Linked DNA regions of Mus musculus: region 1 is linked to region 2. A link is a loop called in an ENCODE intact Hi-C map of the cell type or tissue named here. Cell type or tissue: heart. All regions are shown on one strand. Links, peaks and the distances in the headings refer to the core of each region. The heading gives the core; the rest is flanking DNA. Region 1 holds the start of Top2b (topoisomerase (DNA) II beta). Region 2 overlaps Lrrc3b (leucine rich repeat containing 3B).

The links. Peaks named below come from ENCODE experiments on the same cell type or tissue, not always from the same donor. Only the 100,000 strongest peaks of a DNase experiment are listed, where the experiment ranks them.
Region 1: it touches region 2 in a loop (2.5-fold over the local background); 10 of 42 quality-filtered maps call a loop at or near these places.

What each region holds. Positions count from the first base shown.
Region 1 is chr14:16,361,307-16,366,685 of GRCm38, forward strand. Top2b (topoisomerase (DNA) II beta) reads left to right here and starts at 3,900. Exons shown (of 36, transcript NM_009409.2): 1 at 3,900-4,420. The coding sequence starts at 4,373. In heart, for the core only: a CTCF peak has its summit at 3,375; DNase peaks (open chromatin) are centred at 2,975, 3,765, 4,405 and 4,615; H3K4me3 peaks cover 2,899 bases; H3K27ac peaks cover 2,626 bases.
Region 2 is chr14:15,353,345-15,358,723 of GRCm38, forward strand. Lrrc3b (leucine rich repeat containing 3B) reads right to left here. Exons shown (of 2, transcript NM_146052.4): 2 at 4,171-5,379. The coding sequence starts at 5,260. The coding sequence ends at 4,481. Among named protein-coding and RNA genes, the nearest start is that of Gm31577, 34 kb to the left of the region's middle. In heart, for the core only: a CTCF peak has its summit at 2,338 (motif pointing right); a DNase peak (open chromatin) is centred at 2,387.

The DNA of each region.
Region 1 (5,379 bases), core at 258-5,257, 1.0 Mb after region 2:
TATCCTCCGCCTAGGACGTGTCACTCCCTGATTGGCTGCAGCCCATCGGCCGAGTTGTCGTCACGGGGAAGGCAGAGCACATGGAGTGGAGAACTACCCTTGGCACATGCGCAGATTATTTGTTTACCACTTAGAACACAGGATGTCAGCACCATCTTGCAACGGCGAATGTGAGGGCGGCTCCCCACAAATTATTTCTATTCATAAAGTATTTTTAAAAGGAATAATATCAAGTAATTTTAATTTACAGAGTATTGTAACAATAGCTGTTTCATTAAAAACTATATCAAGATTGGAGATTAGTAGTAGATAGTGGTTCTGCTGGCTTCATAGTGAAACACTGTCAAAGCAAAAGACACAGAAACCCAAAGCAACAACTGATATTGAACTTCCATGGTTGTTAATGAGAAACTTATATATATATGTGTGTATGTATATGTATAGATATACATATTCATATATACATATATATAATATTATATATACAATATTTTATACTTGTGGACATAGATTTGACTTCAAAAGTTTTTCATTATGAGCCATGCTTGTTACTGAATTTAAGTTGTCTTCAAATGTAGTAGGTATACATATACAATGAGTATATAGTAGTTAAAAGACACAAGGACAAATATAGCCAGACTTGGTAGCCCAGGGCTATAATTCCATTTAATGTGGAATCTGAGGTAGGAGGATAGAATGTTCAAGGTCAGCTTGGGAAACTTAGAGAGACTGTCTCAAAGTAAAAAGTAAAAATAATGAAACAAAACAAAAAGAAAAGACTAGGAATAGCTCAGGGTAGGTGTACTTTCTTAAGTTGTACATGGCACTATCCTCATCATCATCACCACCACCACCACCATCATTACCATCATTGTCACCACCACCATCACCACCACCACCATCATTATCATCATCATCATCATCACTATCACCACCACCACAACCACTATCTACTACTAATCTCCAATCTTGATATAGTTTTTAATGAAACAGCTATTGTTATAAAGTCTGTAAATTGAAATTACTTGATATTATTCCTTTTTGAAAAATACTTTATAAATAGAAATAATTTAAAAGACATGAGTATATCAATGAAAATACAAATATCTTTGCAAATGTATATACTTATTTCTAAATGTGAAATATGAGAAAATCCATTTTTAATATTTAGAAGAACAAATTACAAATGCACTCAGCTTTAATGCTTTACATCTTTACTGGGTTAGAGAATGAACACCATTTTTGGTTCTTGAGTGAAAGAAAGCTTTCTTTGCTTTTTTCTTTTTTATTCTGTCATGTATTACAACTGGACCACAGTTTGTTCTCCCTTCTCTCTTCCCAGTCCTTCTCCTCCATTTCCCCTCTTCCCCCAAAACACTCCTCCTCCATTTCCCTTCAGGAAAGAGCACGCCTCCCAGTGATATCAACCAATCATGGCATATCAAGTTACCATAAGACCAGGGACCTCCCCTTATATTAAGCTGGAAGAGGCAACCCAGTAGGAGGAAAATCATCCCAAAAGCAGGCAAAAATGTCAGAGACACCCCCTCCACTACCACTGTTGGGTGTCCCACAAGAAGAAATAAGGTAAGGGTTGTAGGGGGAAGAGGGGGACACAACAAGAAAACCTACAGGATCACCTAACCTGGGCCCACAGGAATTCACAGAGACTGAACCAACAGCCAGAGAACCTGCATGGGTCTGACTCAGGATCTCTGCTTACGATACACTTACTGAACAGTATTCTTGATGGAAACTCTGTGGTCAAATTTTGAGCAACTGGTTTTATTATAAAAAGTCTTTCAGCAGTTGGGATTTACCTAATTGTCACAAATGTCTGCTTTAAAATATTCATTTGCTCATTTAATTTTGTGTACTGAATTAAAAAAAAAAACTATGTATACAATTGTTTTGCCTGTGTGTATATCTGTGCACCATTTGTGTGCCTTGTGCTCAAGAAGGCCAGAGAGGCCATTGGATCCTTTGGACTAGAGTTACAAAAAAGTCTTGAGCTATTACGTGGGTATTGGGAACTGAACCAGGGTCCTCTGGAGGAGGAACAAGTTCTTTTAACCTCTGAGCCATCTCTCCAGCCCCTAGGTTAGTAACAATAATTAGAAAAGTTTATTTACACTTATAAAGCCAATGACTTTTAAACAGTGCATCAGAGGGAGATGAATTTTACTAATTAACTATTTGGATTTTGGGTTCAAAATTTGAAGCTTAAGAGTTTTTAAAATGATGTTTTAAAAAGAAGACAAGAGCTGAATATGGTGGTTATTCGTGGAATCCCAGCGATTGGGAGCCTGAGATAAAGGATCAAGGGTTCAAGGTCAGCCTAAGCTACAGCAAGACCTCTCAAAATCAGAGAAAGGGACAGCTTGGCTTTTATATAAGCATACATACATTTATCTGTAAAATTCCCAACCTTTAAAATCATCTGTTTTCTAACATGAAGTATTTGGGTACTTAGGGATGTAAAGTCACAATACATAAATGAGTATAAGTCCCCAGGTAAGAAGGCCCGATGATGGACTTGGGAAAGCTGGTAACATGACTGTGGTGCTTTAGAGTCAGGGGCGCAGCCCAGCTTAGATCCTGCCTAGCGCTTTATAAGCTTTAACACTAGATTCAAAGTAAAGAAAGGTTTTGGTGTTCTTAGTCAGAATCCCCAAATAAACTGAAATTCCACGGTCTCCAGAGAGCTAATTAAGAACTACATTGAAATGATTTCCGTGTTTCAGAGCTCCCCACTTGGATTCAGAATGCAGCAGCGATTGAGAGGTGTGACCCCAAAGTTTCCCTTAAGGGAAGCACTCAGCTGCCGGAGAGACTCAAGGAAATACTTTCACAGAAAGTTGTTAGCTCTAGCTGGGTAAAGTTCTTCGGTGTGGTGTCCTCCTGTTAGTCACTCTTGGAAGATTGACGTCGGAGGAGGCTGTTGTCCCTTTAAACCCATTGCCACGCCTGACAGAGCATGGCTGGGAGTATGCCCAAAGAGAACTTGTTGAATGCAATTCCATTTACAGGCTGGGTGAAGTCAAGAGCTCTTCCATCTGCCAAAAGCTTTGGCGTTGCAAATTTTATTCTTAGAAAGCTTCCACACGAAAAAAGTCTATTTCATGATGTGTACCTGAAAGCTGAGAAGTGACAGGGACCTGTCTGCATTGTTGGGAGGAAAGGTCTGTAGCCAGAAAAGGGAGTCCTGACCCGTTCGCATTCCTTCCCGGGAACGTTCTCTGGGCACTCTTAGCACCCCAAGTTCCCTAACTGGTGGCACTGAAGACCGCTTGCCCTGTTTAGGGGCAAGGCAGAGAGACGGTCGGTCGGGGGTCGGGCGGATGCAGCAGCAACCTGGGGCCTGAGCGCGGGGTCCGGCTGCTCTAGGCGGCGCACGGTCCCGTCTGCAGTTCGCTAGCTCCCTCCGGGGCCCAGTCCCTGGGGGCGGCTAGGGCTTCCTGCCTCCCTGCCCCCAACCCTCCCCCCCCCCCCCCCCGCTCCCGCTCCCCCCGCGGCCTCGCGGCAAGTCTGCAGGACACAGTCCGGAGGTTTCCACAGCCCTTGTCCCAGGACTCCCGGCTCCTTTGGATGCCCCGGAATGACTCTTGACAGCCGCCTGCTCTCCCTTCTGACGGAAACCCCATTCACTCGCCTCGCTCTCCCTTACACTCTCTCTCAGACACAAACAAAAAACCCAAGTCTGCCTCTCAGTTGCTACCCGCAATGACGTTTTCCCCTCGGGTCCCGCCCCCCTAGGGGCCTGAAATTTTGGGATTGGTCGAAGTACTGTAGTGACAAGGCTGTGATTGGACGATCCATGGTTGACTGACAGCCGGTGACCACCGCACCCTCCCCCTCCCGGAGCGCGCCTGTGTGTGCCGTGTTATGCCGGACTAAAGGGAGGCCACCACGGCGGCTCTGTTTATTGTCCCTCTTGGACTGTGCTCCGGAGGACCGGTTCAGACGCCGCTTGGGCGGTTTTGAGGCAGTGGCGGCCTTTGAGGCTGCGGCGACCGCGGCGAGGACTCTGCGGCTTCGGTGGCTTGAGGAGAAGCAGCGGCTCATTCCTGTCAGGGCTCTGGCTCGCGAGTCCTAGCCGGCCCGCTTCAACCTCGTCCCTCATCCGCGATCCCAATCGCCCGCGTGGGTCCCGGAAGGCCGCGCCGCATCGCCAGCCCTTCCTAGTCCTCGACCACTCTGTAGGCCCGGGCGCCGCGCTCGAGTTTGAGGGCGGCGGGCAGCGCGGCCTCCTCAGCGGCTCGGGCCCGCGATGGGGCGCGGCTAGGAGTGCTGCGCGCAGCGGTCAGTGCGAGCGGCGGGCCCGGCGTCCCCGGAGCGCGAGCAGCCCCTGGCCTGCACGGGAGGCGCTGCCATGGCCAAGTCCAGCCTCGCGGGCTCTGACGGGGCGCTGACCTGGGTGGTGAGTGCGGCGCGGGCGGGCGCATTGTTCGTGGGCCGCGGGCGACGCGGGCGGGGTGAGAGCGTGGTGCGGCGGGCGCCCTGTCAGGCTGCAGTCGGGGCCTAGCCCCGTGTGCCCTTTCTCTCTGCTTTCGCCTCCACCAAGGCTCAGGCTGCTGAACAATGCTCACCGGAAACTTCAGGGTGCACACCGAGAGTGGGGGGACCGCGATAATGCGAGCCTCCGGGCCAACCCTCCATAAGTGCAGCACCAGAAAATAGTGCCCGGTATGCTACGGCTTCCGGCGGCCTGTCCCAGAGGAATGTGCACTTGAATGGTCACTGCGGGTTGCGCCTCCCCAGAAAAGGCTCATTCCGCAGAGAGGGTATTTGGGACGACTTTGACAGCAGGCTAGAGACCGCCCGCGGGATTAAAAGAAGAGTTTACTTACGTCAGCCTCCCGTGTACACCGTGTGGGGGCCCAGGGGTGTCCCTCGGAGGTGAGGGGGTGCTTAAGCCTGAACTTGGAGGATTGCAGAGCTCAGTTCCTGGAGGGAGGTGGACTTAGCAAGTGCAGCGGGAGCAGTTGGAACGCGGCTCCCAGGACAGATCGATAACTCCAGCATTTCACTTACTCAGCACTGAGTTCAGACCAGGGTCATTTCCCAAACAAAACACCGGACTTAGTAGATGAGGCCAGCAGCTTGGACAGAAAATTTACACATTTCAGGGACTTTAACACATCCCTTCCAGAGGATCCTAGTTCCCCGCCTTTTGAACACACTAAGGAACTTTGGTATTGGTTGGCATTTTTGTTCCTTGTTTTCTTTGTTTGGTTGAGGTTTCGATGAGGCTGGGGTAGCAGTCGTTTCTATCGACAAGTGTTGTTTATAAAAAGGATGTTTCTATGAAGAGCAGAAAAACAGTTTCAGCATTTGCAGGGCCTCGAGAAGATACTTTACAGTGTAACTTGCCAGGTA
Region 2 (5,379 bases), core at 317-5,316:
CTCAAAGGACAGCTTAGTATTGGCTTAGTCAGTAGCCAGTTCTCTGATTTCCTCTGTTTTAGAGATGCTTAAGAAATATGCTCAAGAGAGTATAAGGGTTTGGTTTGAGCCCCAGGGAAAGCTACAGTATGCTCTTCAAGGCAACTTCTTAGGTAAGATCTGGAGACTGGCTGTCATTCAGTGTCTGCATACGTGCAAGAAGAAAACAAATGCACTTACCTTTTTCTTTTTTACTAATAAGTTGCAGAACATTTGCCAGACTTGAAAGGGACATACATCATGAAGTTGATTAACTCACTGCTAGCACTGAACTTGGGGACAGCTTTAAAAAACAATTATGAATTTCCTTAGAAATCCCAGTCTCAAACTTAGGGCACCACTGAGCAGAATTGTTGTTCAATGTGATTATTCTCTAGTGCCTCACCAATTCTTTTTCTGGCTTTTGAAACTCAGTTGTGTAATATAAATATGGAGATAGAAAGGAAGCGAGGAACTGAGAGAGGGGAAAGTAGGAGGAGGGAGTGAAAGTGGGAGAGAAATAGAATAGAGAGGAAGAGAGAGGGAGAGAAGAGGATGAGAGGAGAGAGGAGGCTGGGAAAGCAAGAAACTCCTGGTTTCTTTGATGCTGAAGAAGTTCCATCAATACATTATCAAAATATATTAGAGTTCTCTCTTCACTGTCACTACTCTGAAAAAATGGAACTCTCTGTCCATTTAGTAGATTTGAAAGACTAAAACATAATGTTCTTGAGCTAAAAGAAAAATATTGTAGATCCTGGATGGGTCTTTGAATGCATTCTGGATCAATTCAAACTGCAGCATACAGATCTTCCTTTCTTGGGTTCTGTTTCATAACAGACCTGTGGGAGTTGAGCTTGCCCCTGTATTAGTTTGCTTTTTATTGTTTATTTTTATTGTTGTTCATCAAAACAACATGAGCAGGAGGACCTTGGGGAGGAAAGAGTTTGAAGATCGACCTACAGGAAACTTAAAGACAGATGTGAATCCCCAAAGCTTCAAGGCTTTCAATTTCTGTATCTGTGAGCTCGGCAGATAAGACTCTTCCCAGGACTCTCAACCGCAACACTGTAGGAAGTCTGCCTTCAGAAGCTGAACAGTGATAAGCAGAGTCTTCCATTTCATCCCTCTGCCAGTAAGCCGAGAGACCGACTGTCTAAAAGATACATCAATAAGAAAAATGCAGGGCACTTAGACTGCTGTATGCTTGGTGATATCAGAGCAAGAATTACTGTGAGGAATCAGAGACAGACATGAAAAAGAACACTGCTCACCCTGCAGACTATACAGAGTGATTACAATTTGTCCAAGTAGTACTGGAAGGTCTGTCTTCCATTATGTAAGTTTTTATCACTTTTAAATGTGTTCTAGTTGAGTTGGCATGTTTTATGATTTGCTTTGCTTGAGAGATAAGCACATTGTCAAAGATTAGATTAAAATTCCAGGGGCATTTTTTTTTTAATTTAAAAGGTGGAGGTTGAGAGAAATCACAGACTGGAAAAAGGTACTTTAAATATTACTATTTAATGTATTAGAACTTCAGATGCTCTCTGCCTAGGACAATAATATGGAAGTGGATTTAAAAAGTCTTCCTGTAGTTCACTGTGAATAGGAACTCCTGCAGGGCAGTGGGAAATGAGACACAGATATAGGGTCAAGACTTCAGGTTCTCAGGTAGCAACTCTTTCACTCATCACCTCTATACACTGTTGGCCTAGTGGGTGGACATTCGTAAGCTCTAGCAATGAGGTCATTTCCCTTCTGTTCTGTCACAAATTGACATGGTAATCTATTACTTTAGTTGTTTTATTTGATTTTTATTACCTAATAATCCTCTATTCAATTCATGGACACGTAAATTAGTGTTTTTCTTTTTGGAGTACCGACGACACTATAACCTGACAATCTACATAGAGAAATCAAGGAGGGAAGTTCCTGATAACCTGTGGTATCTCTCAATTCTACATGAGGAATTGCAAACCAAATGTGTGGTTATTTAACTCTTTTTCATTACTTCAAGTATAGTATGTGACTCTTCTCACCAAGTCCTCAGAGACCTTTCCTTTATAAGACAATTTATTGGACTAATGGATTGGCCACGAGGAAAATAACATTTCATTACTAAGAGCATGAAGATGATTTTGGAAGGAATGACCTGGAATGGATTATCTTATCCACCTCTGGAAGATTTTCCAAAATGAATGTGACTCATACATGCAGATAAACACAATACTTTTGTTAAATTTTCAAAACTGTTAGAGCTAAACCTTTATTGCCTCTTTCCAGTTAGTACTTACACTGCATTTTAGCATTGTCCTCCAGGCGGCGCTGTCTCCTCAGTATGGGTCTAACTGTCTCCAAACCAAAGGCAATGCAGGCCATCTGACTTTAGTCTCCCTGGATACAGCAGTTCTAGGCCCACATCCCAAGTCTCACATCTGAGAGTTATCTTTGTGTTTTGGCTAGACTTCTTGGGATGGCTAAAGACGGTGTGAGCACACAGTGACCACTGCTCTGAGTGTCTTATTGATTTTTTCAGCAGGCCTTTCAACAGACTATGGTTACAGTCAGCACTCCCGGCCTTCAAGGGGGATGAAACTGAGTTTTAACATCCTGAAGACAGTATCTTGTAGGTTAGATAGGGCCCTGTGCCTCACTTGGGGCACTCTAGCTTCTTTCCTCGAGGGGCCTTATACACAGAAGTTCCCCTCTGGTTTTAAATGGAATTGTCATGTAATTTTCTGTAAACCAATGTGCCAGAGGAACCAGCTACCTTGTATAGTTGAGTCTGTGGCAGAATGGCAGGACATGAATGTCAGAGTGTATGTCATGTGCAGACGTATACAATTTTCAAATCTCTCAAAACTTAATATTTGTGCATATGCTATGCTTTCCAAAATTGCTGGGGTTCTGGGCCTATTATATAGAAGTATCTCATAGAGCTTCCGAAGCATTAACTAAGATAACTTAGAAAACTACTAATGCATAGTAAGTGTTCCATCAGTGGCATGGGATAACAGATTATGACATTCTTCAGTGTGAAGTCACCATAGGGTTGGGACTTGTATCTTACTCTCTACCTTCACTTCCACATCTTTGTCCCTATGCTCCCATGGCTTTGACCCTCCATGCTTACCTGACACATTCATCCTAAAACAAGCAAGCAAGCAAGCAAGCAAGCAAGCAAGCAAGCAAGCAAACAAACAAACAAGGCCATCACTCCCCATTACAGAAGTCAAATGTGCTTCCAGGATCTCTGCCCATAGTTGAGTCAGACTATCTCCTTTGTGTGGCAGATATGCAGGAGCATATAGTAACAAAATTCATTCAATTTCATGTTGGTCATTTTAATCATGTAAACTCTGCATTTGTAAACCAACTTGAAAGGATTATCAATGAAATACCTCTATTTAGAAAAGACCTGGTACACCGGGCATGGTGGTGCACGCCTTTAATCCCAGCACTTGGGAGGCAGAGGCAGGCGAATTTCTGAGTTTGAGGCCAGCCTGGTCTACAGAGTGAGTTCCAGGATAGCCAGGGCTACACAGAGAAACCCTGACTTGAAAAAAACCAAACCAAACCAAACAAAACAAAACAGAAAAGACCTAGTTCAAACTCAAGCTCTAACACCTGGCTGGTGGCTGGACCTCTGTTTTATATGCACGGCCAGTGTTCACTTTTTCCTCTGGTGGTGAGAGGTATGGACAGTAGCAGTATCCGGATACCCACACAGAGCGTCCGCTGAGGGCGTGCTTGCCTCCTTCCCAAGCCTAACTCTTCCTGGATTCACCACACACTCCTGCCCACCAAAAGGCCAGCAGGAGGATAAGATTCATGGCATTGTTTACTTTCCCATTTCATCCATCACAGAGTAGAAGCATGTCTGACCTACCCGTTTAGAAAAGTAGATGCTTGCCAGCAGACATTCTAATACACTCAAGTCCTCGAGAAATACATCTGTATAAACATCTTGGCTAGCTAAATCTGGCAGATTCTTAACTGATCAACAATTTAGCTCTGGCTCCCCAGACTGCAATGAGGCCGAATGACACATCATCTTTTAATGAGATAGTCTTACCGTCACAGGGCTGTCTGTTTTACTTCGGTGCAAGTGCACTGACTATATTGTGTCTTAACCAATAAGGCACACTGTTTTCCATGGTTCAAAGTTAAGCTTTTATTCAGTTTTAAATTAAAAAAATAAATTTCATTATTAAATAGTGAGATGGGTCTAACTAATGTTCAGAGAGTTTGTTACTCAGGAACCAGAGGTCACAATTAATGGGGGGGGGGGAGATCACCTAAACTAAAATTATTAGTGTTGTTTGTGTAAAGTTCAACAGTGGCATGATTCCAAAGAAACTAAAATACAAAGTTTTAAATGTGTACAATGAAGGGGGAAATGAATCACTTATTTTCCTACAAACAGAAGCTCCCTTCCCAGTGCCAGCCAGCATGGCTACTATACCACAGTGCTAATGTCATCAGGCTCATCTGCCTTCTTTTGCCTGCTTGGCAGGGATTTCAAGTATTCAAGGTGTCTCCGGGCATCCTCCTGATTCTGCCTCACGTAGTACACCACATAAGAGATCACCATGGTGAACCAGCCAAACATAGTGACGAGCATGGCATAGTCAGTAGTCTTTTTAGGGAGGTTACACAGGTCAGCGTCATTGGCAGCATTGAGGAAAGGTCTCCCAGCGTGCTCATCCAACACTGATGTCTTGCAAATCACATTGTGTGCTGTCTCATGATTGGATGCCATGCTCCTGAGAACTTGCTGGAGAGTACAGTCACAATGCCATGGGTTGTTAGCAATCCTAGCCCTAGCCTTCAGATTATTGAAGGCATTTTTGTGCACACTTTGAATCCTGTTGTCAGACAAGTCCAGGGTCTGCAGGGTTTCTGCTACTCCTTTGAATGCATGCTCGTCAATAAACTCGATGCCGTTTTTGGACAGGTTAAGCACTCTCAGTTGATGGAGGTCCTTAAAAATCTCATTGGGGATGGATGTGATCTGATTGGAGTCCAAATACAGCAAAACTGTTTCAGGAGGGAGATCTCTGGGTATTTCCTTGAGATTTGCATTGCTACAGGTGACATTTAACCCTCCAGAGGAAGAGCAAAGGCAGCCCTTGGGACACATACTGGCAGAATGAAAACACAGTATCATCAGTACAAAGCTTTGGAGGAGGAGACACATGGAGAGGGAGCGGGACAGCCACAGGTCGACCAGATTCATCCTGCAACCTCTGCATAATCACGAGTCCATTCCTCATTCACTCCAAGGGTTGCATGTGTTCTGCCCCTGACCACACTCTGGATTTCCTTCCTGGGTGGTTCAAAAGGATGCAGCTAGCA